2 separate regions of the Homo sapiens genome follow, and region 1 is linked to region 2. The links are chromatin contacts, found by Hi-C or POLR2A ChIA-PET in ENCODE. All regions are on one chromosome and are shown on one strand. The core of a region is the stretch at or near the end of the contact, and the rest is flanking DNA. Distances in the headings are between cores, read along the strand shown. Region 1 holds the start of ZNF611 (zinc finger protein 611). Region 2 holds the start of ZNF888 (zinc finger protein 888).

What was found. Hi-C counts contacts between places; a loop is a spot of excess contacts on that map. ChIA-PET counts read pairs that join two places held with the same protein, here RNA polymerase II (POLR2A). Pooled maps may share reads with other maps.
Region 1: a loop to region 2 is called in a map of CD8-positive, alpha-beta T cell, with 17 times the contacts of the local background. The contact joins the promoter of ZNF611 here to the promoter of ZNF888 in region 2. A Hi-C loop is called at or near these places in 5 of 168 maps with a recorded cell type or tissue (CD4-positive, alpha-beta T cell, CD8-positive, alpha-beta T cell, MCF 10A and 2 more), 2 of 37 single-sample maps with no recorded cell type and 17 of 50 pooled maps. POLR2A ChIA-PET finds 5 or more read pairs at or near these places in 1 of 52 experiments (Caco-2).

The regions. Positions count from the first base shown.
Region 1 is chr19:52,732,675-52,736,705 of GRCh38, forward strand. ZNF611 (zinc finger protein 611) reads right to left here and starts at 2,370. Exons shown (of 6, transcript NM_001161499.2): 1 at 2,327-2,370. LOC124904760 (a long non-coding RNA gene) reads left to right here and starts at 1,357. Exons shown (of 2, transcript XR_007067328.1): 1 at 1,357-1,786; 2 at 2,120-3,030. RefSeq lists enhancers at 2,358-3,343, 2,656-2,785 and a silencer at 2,406-2,475.
Region 2 is chr19:52,921,966-52,926,464 of GRCh38, forward strand. ZNF888 (zinc finger protein 888) reads right to left here and starts at 1,463. Exons shown (of 5, transcript NM_001393938.1): 1 at 1,404-1,463. It overlaps ZNF888-AS1 (ZNF888 antisense RNA 1), which reads left to right and starts at 1,384. Exons shown (of 2, transcript NR_186336.1): 1 at 1,384-1,499; 2 at 1,708-2,114. RefSeq lists enhancers at 391-1,124, 1,125-1,856, 1,346-1,395, 1,676-1,845 and a silencer at 1,536-1,585.

The sequences.
Region 1 (4,031 bases), core at 1,120-3,619, 190 kb before region 2:
GTAATCCCACCCGTAATCCCAGTAATTTGGGAGGCCAAGGCAGGAGGATCCTTTGAGCCCAGGATTTTGAGACCAGCCTAGGAAACATAGTGAAACTCCGTTTCTACAAAAAAAAAAAAAAATACAAAAACTAGCCGGGCTTGGTGGCTCATGCCTCTGGTCTCAGCTACTCAGAAGGCTGAGGAAGGAGGATGGCTTGAACTTAAGAGGTCGAGGCTGCAGTTAGAGGAGATCACGCCACTGCACACCAGCCTGGGTGATAGAGTCAGACCCTGTCTCAAAATATTAATTAATTAATTAATTAAATGTATTTTGTAACAACAGACAGTGACTATTTTCCCACTTCACTGACCCACGTCCTACCCCATCCTAGGAAAAGGGGAGACAGTGATTCACAACTGAATAAGTGACTGCCCTCTGGCAAATAGGGATTCCAAGTGGAACATAACCTCTGATGCCAAGATTTATAGAATGTACATGTCTTATAGATACGAATTTTAAAATTCTCAATCTCATCTGTGTAATTTAAACAAGTTTTTAGTTATTAGATTATATATACAGAACTCAACATGTCACAACCAATCATATCCAATGAACTCACCCACTCATCTGAACCCAGTCTCTCGCCCCTTTTTTTTTGTTTGGAGACAAGGTCTCGCTCTGACGACCAGGCTGCAGTGTAGTCACATGATCTCAGCTCACTGCAGCCTGGACCTCCTGGGCTCAAGTCATCCTCCCAGCTTGGCCACCAGAGCAGCTGGGAGTACAGGTGCACACCATTATGCCCGGTTATTTACTTACTTTTTTGGCGGGGGGGAGGTCTCACTATGTTGCCCAAGCTGGTCTCGAACTCCTGGACTCAAGCAATCCCCTTGCCTCAGTCTCCTAAAGTGTGGAGACTACAGACTACAGGCGTGAGCCACTGTGTCCAGACCCTCTTTCTTCATTACTGTGCTTCCCTCCCTAATTCTGTACATATCTCTCATTCTCCCCTTCTCTCTCTAGCTCTTGTTTTCTTTTCTTTTTCCCTGGGATTCTGCTCTTCATTTTGTACCCCTCTCCTCTCCTGCTATTCATCCCCTTCTTCCCTTTATTCCTTCTCTTCCACCTCTTCTCCTCCATCCTCACAACTTATTTAACCTCTTATTGCTCCTTCTCCCCAATCTTTCAATCGTCCTCAATCTCCATCTATTTCTGCCTCTTCTCCCATCTCTGCGCCTCCTCTGCTCTCCCTGTTAAATTCCATCTTCCCCGATATACTCCCTTGTCCCCACTCTGTGTCTCCCCAGATCCCAGCTGTCCTCTCTGCTGTGGTTCTCCCTCTGTTCTCCTTGACACAAGCACCACTCTGCTCTGTCTGCCCTGGCTCCAAATCCTTCCCTCTCTCCCTCACTCTGATGAGTCTCCCTCTTTGCTGCCACTCCCCCTACCTTGTGATCCTTCATCTCTCTGTACATCTATCTAGCCTTTCTCTACATTTCTCCGGTTGCTTTTCTCCTCCTGCTTTCTTAGGTTTTTTTTTTTTTTTTTCACTTCTGCCATCTCTTGGCATATCCCTCACCAATCCTCTATTTTGCCATCTGTTATGGGCCTTTCTTATTCTTCTTTTCTCTGCCTCAGGTTTTCTACTGCTCTCTGTCTCCTGATTCCTTTGGCCCACACAATCGCAACACGGTTTGGAGTAAGACGCCTGCATCCCGGAGGAGCGCATTTTCCACGCCCTGGAGCTCCGCAGGCAAGAATACCCCGTGCCGCAGGACAGGCCCCTGGGACCTCCCCAGTGCAGGTTCAATGAAAGCGGTGACTGCGGAGGGGAGACCTGGGGAGCAGCAGGCCCCGGCATGAGGAGGAAGGTGCGGGGCGGGGGGGGGGGGCGCGACGGCGCCTTAGGACCAGGATGGGGTCTGCAGGATCCCAGGACCTGGCAGAGGACTCGGCCTCCCCGGGACTGGGGCTGCGGCGCGGCGCTCCCGGGGCTGAGGAGGGGGAGGCTGGGAGGCGCCCTGGGCAAGAATCCACATCGCGGGTGAAGACTTTAAAAAGCGCGGGGCGCGAGGAGTCAGAACAAGGTTTTCAGCAGGAAAACTACGCAACAGAAAGTGTATACATTGACCTATAGCAGAAAGACCGGGGACGAGACCAGCCTCAGGACGACTTTAAACCCAAAAGGAAGCGACCCTCGGGCTCTCACGGGGATGTCTCAATTTGCTCTGGGCAAAGGAAGACGCCGGAGAATTTCCAGGTCTGTGGGGACCCCACGTCCCAGGGACAGAAGCCCTGGGAACCTAGTTAGCGCAGACTTAATACAACACAGAGCAAAACTCACCGCGGCGATATGACCTACACTCCACCCGATCCGCTTCCGGGTTTGCGTTAATCTGCGCGCGCAGGACAAAAGCCAGGCCTGGGCGGGAAGTGGGAGGTAGGCGGGGCCTGGGCGAGGTAGGGGCGGGGCGCGAGGCGGAGAGACCTTGCCTTTTAGAACCGGCAGAGGGCAGGGCCGGGGCGGGATCTGCGCGTCTCTCAGCCTCGCTCCCAGCGTCTCTGTTTTCAGGTTTTGGAGGCGAGAGCGCCAGAAAGTCTGAGGCATGATACAAAAGCCCTGTTGAGAGAAGAGAGAGACCCTCTGACATTGTTTTATATTGTTTTATAGTCAGTAAAAACAACAGGAAGTAAAACCAAAGACAGGCAGCCCCGCGCCAGGCCCGAAACCAGGCCTGGATCCGCCTGGCCTAAACCCAGTAGTTAAAAATCAACTTATGATTTAGAAGCTGATGTTAGGCATAGATTCCAGACATTGTATAGAAGAACACGGTGAAACTCCTGCCCTGTTCTCTCTCTCCCTGATCACCGGTGCATGCAGCCCCTGTCACGTATCCCTTGCTTGCTCAATCAGTCACTATCCTTTCATCTGAAATCTTTAGTGTTGTGAGCCCTTAAAAGGGACAGAAATTGTGCACTCGGGGAGCTTGGATTTTAAGGCAGTAGCTTGCCAATGCTCCCAGCTGAATAAAGCCCTTCCTTCTACAACTCGGTGTCTGAGAGGTTTTGTCTGCGACTCGTCCTGCTACACTGTAATTGTCTGGAACAGGGATACAAACTAGAATGTGAAATGCAAAGCCCTGCCTGGGCGGTATGTACCATGTCATGCTGAGGTCCCACAGAACAGATAGATATCCTCTCCCTTTCTATTGTCCATTCACTCCGGAAGGAGACTCCGCCCTGTGCTCAGCTTCAGAGACTTCCCTGAAGCCACCGCCTGGAATGCCGGACGGAGTGCTCAGGCCGAGAAGGAGTGAGGTCACCACCTGCTGCTTAAAGACAGCAGAGGCGCGGGGGCGGGAGCCTGAGGTCCCAGCTACTCAGGAAGCAGCGGCGGGAGGATCCCTGAGCCTCGGGTTCCAAGCCAGCCTGAGCGACAAAATAACGCCCACTGCCGCGGTCTCCCTTTCTTGTCTCTCTCTCTCTCTTTTTTTTTAAAAAAAACTTTCGCAAATAAAATTTTTGATTGTGTGACATAGGGATCCAACATTATTCTTTTCCATGTGGATATCCAGATAGTTGTCCTAGCACATTTATGGAAGAGATCTATTACTTTCTTGTATTATTATTATTATTATTATTATTATTATTATTATTTTTGAGACAGAGTATTTCTCTGTTGCCCAGGCTGGAGTGCAGTGGCGAGATCTCGACTAAATGCATCCTCTGCCTCCTGGGTTCAAGCGATTCTCCTGCCCCAGCCTTGGGAACAGCTGGCATTACAGGCGTGCGCCACCATGCCAGGCTAATTTTTGTATTTTTAGTAGAGACGGGGTTGACCATGTTGACCAGGCCGGTATCGGACTCCTCACTCCAAGTTATTTGCCTGCCTCAGCCTCCTAAAGTGCTGGGGTTACGGCGTGAGCCAACATGCCTGGCTAATTTTTTGTATTTTTAGTAGAGATGGGATTTCATCGAGTTAGCCAGGACGGTCTCTATCTCCTGACCTTGTGATCCGCCCGCGTCGGCCTCCCAAAGTGCTGGGATTA
Region 2 (4,499 bases), core at 213-2,712:
ACAGGGAAAGAGAGTCAGCTGTTGAACTAAGACAGAAGTAACTTTTTTCATTCAAGAATACATAGGTGGCCAGGTGTGATGGCTCACACCTGTATTCCCAGCACTTTGGGAGGTCGAGGCAGGTGGATCACCTGAAGTCAGGAGTTTGAGACCAGCCTGGCCAACATGGTGAAATCCTGTCTCTACTAAAAATACAAAAATTAGCTGGACTCCATCCACAGCTTATTTAACCTCTTGTTGCTCCTTTTCCCCAATCTTTAGATTGTTCTCAATGTCCATAGATTTCCACCTCTTCTCCCATCTCTCCTGAGCTCTCCCTGTTAAATTCTCTCTTCCCCGTTATACCCCCCTGGCCCCACTCTCTGGCACCCCAGATTTCCCAGGTGTCCTCCCTGCTGTGGTTCTCCCTCTGTTCTCCTTGCCACCAGCACCACTCTGCTCTGTCTGCCCTGGCTCCAAATCCCTCCTCCTCTCCCTCATTCTCATGAGCCTTTCTGTTTGCTGCCCCTCTCCCTACCTTGCTGTCTGTCCTTCATCTCTCTGTACATCCAGCTTTTCTCTACATTTCTCCAGTTGCTTTTCTCCTCCTGCTTTGTTATCTTTTGTTTTTTCACTTTTGCTGTCTCTTGGCAAATCCCTGACCATCCCCTACTTTGCCATCTGTTATGGGTCTTTCTCCTTCTTCTTTTATCTGTCTCAGGTTTTCTACTGCTCTCTGATTCCCTCTCTCTGTCTCCTGATCCCTTTGGCCCACACAATCACAGGAGGGTTTGGAGTAAGACGCCTGCATCCCAGAGAAGCGCATTTTCCAGGGGCTGGAGCTGGGCAGGCAAGAACACCCCGTGTCACAGGACAGGCCCCGGGTACCTCCCCAACGCGGGCTCAGGGAAAGCGGTGACTGCGGAGGGGAGACTTGGGGAGCAACAGGGCCCGGCATGAGGAGGGAGGTGGGGGGGAGATGACGCCTTCGGACAAGGGTGGGGTCCGCAGGATCCCACCACCGGGCAGAGAACGCGGCCTCCCTGGGACTGTGGTGTCAGCGCTGGGCTCCAGGGGCCGACGAGGGTGAGGCTGGGAAGCGCCAGAGCAGGGATCCACCTCTCGGGTGAGGACTTTAAAAAGCGCGGGGTGGGAGGAGTCAACAAACGGTTGTGAACGGGAAAACTACGCGATACAAACTGTATACATTGCCCTATAGCAAAAAGACCGAGGACAGGGCAGCCTCAGGGCGACTTTAAACCCAAAAGGAAGTGACTTCCGGACTCCTAGGGGAATGTCTCCATTTGCTCTTGTTGAAGGAAGAAGGGCGAGAATTTCCAGGTCTGTGGAGACCCCACATCCCAGGTACAGAATTGCCGGGGACCTGGAGGCACAGCCTCAATACAACACAGAGCAAAACTCACCGCCGCAGTGTGACTTCCAGTCCACGCGATCCGCTTCCTGGTCCGGGCGAATCTACAAGCACAGGACAGAAGCCAGGCCTCCGTGGAGCCAACGAGGTGGGCGGGGCCTGGGCGAGGTAGGGGCGGGGCCTGGGCGAGGTAGGGGCGGGGCGCCAGGCGGAGAGACCTGCCCTGTAGAACCGGCAGACGCGGGGCGGGGGCGGATCTGTGCTTCTCTCAGCCGCGTACCTAGCCGCTGTTTTTCGGGTTTTGGTGAGGGAAGAGACAGACCCTCTCATATTGTTTTATATTGTTTTATACTCAGTACCTGTTTTAAGAAAAAAAACAACAAGGAAGTAAAACCGAAGACAGGCAGCCCTGCGCCACGCCCAAAACCAGGCCTGGGCCTGCCTGGCCTAAACCCAATAGTTAAAAATCAACTCATAACTTAGAAACCAATGTTTTTCATAGATTCCAGACATTGTATAGAAGAACATTATGAAACTCCCTGCCCTGTTCTGTTTCTCTCTACCAGTGCACGAAACCCCTGTGTATATATCTGGGACTGTAGTCCCTGTTACGTATCCCCTAGATTGCTCAATCACGACCCTTTTATGTGAAATCTTTAGTGTTGTGAGCCCTTAAAAGGGACAGAAATTGTGCACCCGGGGAGCTCGGATTTTAAGGCAGCTTGCCGATGCTCCCAGCTGAATAAAGCCCTTCCTTCTACAACTCGGTGTCTGAGAGGTTTTGTCTGTGGCTCGTCCTGCTACACCGGAGGCAAGAGTGGCCAGGAAGGCTGAGGCATGATTCAAAAGCCCTGGAATTGTCTGGAACAGGGATGCAAACTAGAACGTGAAATGCAAAGCCCTGCCTAGGCAGAAAGTACGATCTCATGCTGATGGTACACAGAACAGAATAGAAATCTCTCCCTTTCTATTCTCCATTTGCTTCGGAGGGAGAGTCCACCCTGTGCTCAGCTTCAGAGACTTCCCTAGGGCCACCGCCTGGGATGCCGGAGGGAGTGTTCAGGCCAGGGAGGAGTGAGGTCACCACCTGCTACTTAAACACAGCAGAAATGTGGAAGTGGGGGCGGGAGCCTGAGGTCCAGCTACTCAGGAAGCAGTGGCGGGAGGATCATTGAGCCCGGAGGTCCAAGCCAGCCTGAGTGACAAAGTAACACCCCCTGCCGCAGGGATCCCTTCCTCATCTCTTTTTTTTTTAATTTTTAAAATAAAATTTTCATTGTGTGAGATAGGGATCCAACTTTATTCTTTTCCATGTGGATATCCAGTTAGTTGTCCCAGCACAATTGTGGATGACATCTATTAGTTTCTTTTTTTTATTTACTTTTTTTTCTTTTTCTTTTTTTTTTTTGAGACAGAGTATTTCTCTGTCACCCAGGCTGGAGTGCATTGGCAAGATCTCGGCTCACTGCAGCCTCTGCCTTCTGGGTTGAAGCAATTCTTCTGACTCAGCCTGCATAGTAGCTGGTATTACAGGCACGTGCCATCATGCCCGGCTAATTTTTGTTCTTTTGGTAGAGACAGGGTTTCACCATGTTGGCCAGGCTGGTCTCAAACTCCTGACTTCAAGTGATCCGCCTGCCTCGGCCTTCCGAAGTGCTGGGATTACAGGCGTGAGTCACCGTGCCGGGCCCAAGAAATACTCTTTACTTCACTTTTTAAATGTTGAGAAAATACAATTGAAAACTAAAAAATCTTCCCCAGATGAAAAATCATCTTCACTATGATAACAGAGAAGGAAATAACAACCATTTTATTAATAAAGAGCCTTAGACCTGAATGTAATGGGAAATAGAGGCAAACAGTTGAGAGGTTGAAAACAGAGAGAGAAACTTCACTGTTCTATACAACCCATTAAGTACATGTTTTCTTTTGTCTTTTTTCTTTCTTTTTTTTGGAGACAAGAGTCTCACTCTGTTGCCCAGGCTAGAGTGCAGTGGCAAGATCTCAGCTTACTGCAGCCTCCACCTCCTGGGTTCAAGCAATTCTCCTGTCTCATCCTCCTGAATAGCTGGAACTACAGGCGTCTGCTACCATGCTGGGCTAATTTTTGTATTTTTAGTAGAGACGGAGTTTGACCTTTTTGGTCAGGCTGGTCTCAAACTCCTGACCTCAGGTGATCCACCTACCTCAGCCTCCCAAAGTGCTGGGATTACAGGCGTGAGCCACCGCGCCCAGCCTAAGTACATGTTTTCAAGATAAACACTAATCAGTCCTCAGGGAAGAGGACTTGACAATACCCTTGGTCACACATAGTTCATCCTGGCTCTACTTGGTAATGGAGGTGACCATTTGTGTCAGCTAATTAGCTTCATCCTGAGGAAGGGGGGAAAACGCTAACCCATGTCTTTTTGACAAGTGTGAGTTTTACAACATGGCGACAGGTGCCATCTCTAGTGAGGCTCCTACAATCCGACAGAAACCGACATCAGCAGTAAATAATAAAATTTAGAATACATGATTAAGTATAGAGTTTATGTGAACACAAAACTTGAGGATAGCCACCTGGAAACATCAACTCCAAATGAAGGGGGTCTGTGTTCCCAAGTAGAGATGTTAAGGTTTCACACACAGGGAAAGACAGAGAAGCTTTACCAGAATCAACACATTTTCCATTCAAGACCAGTGGATAAGTTGCAGCAACTTGACTGGTGATGGATTGATACAGTTCAAGAAAGGTTACTTTATCACTACATAAGAAGGGACAATCGGCCAGGTGCGGTGGCTCACGCCTGTAATCCCAGCACTTTGGGAGGTGAGGCGGGCAGATCACAAGGTCAGGAGATCGAGACCATCCTGGCTAACACAGTGAAACCCATCTCTACTAAAAATACAAAAAATTAGCCGCGTGTGGTCATGGGCGTCTGTAGTACCAGCTACTTGGGAGGCTGAGGCAGGAGAATGGGGTGAACCCAGGAGGCGGAGCTTGCAGTGAGCTGAGATTGCACCCCTGCACTCCAGCCTGGGTGACAGAGAGAGACTCCGTCTCAAAAAAAAAAAAAAAGAAAAAAGAGGGACAATGATGTCAAGAGGTCTTGTCTCTGGGGCTGCTCAGTCTTCCTAATTATCTACAGGAAAACTTTTGTGTTTT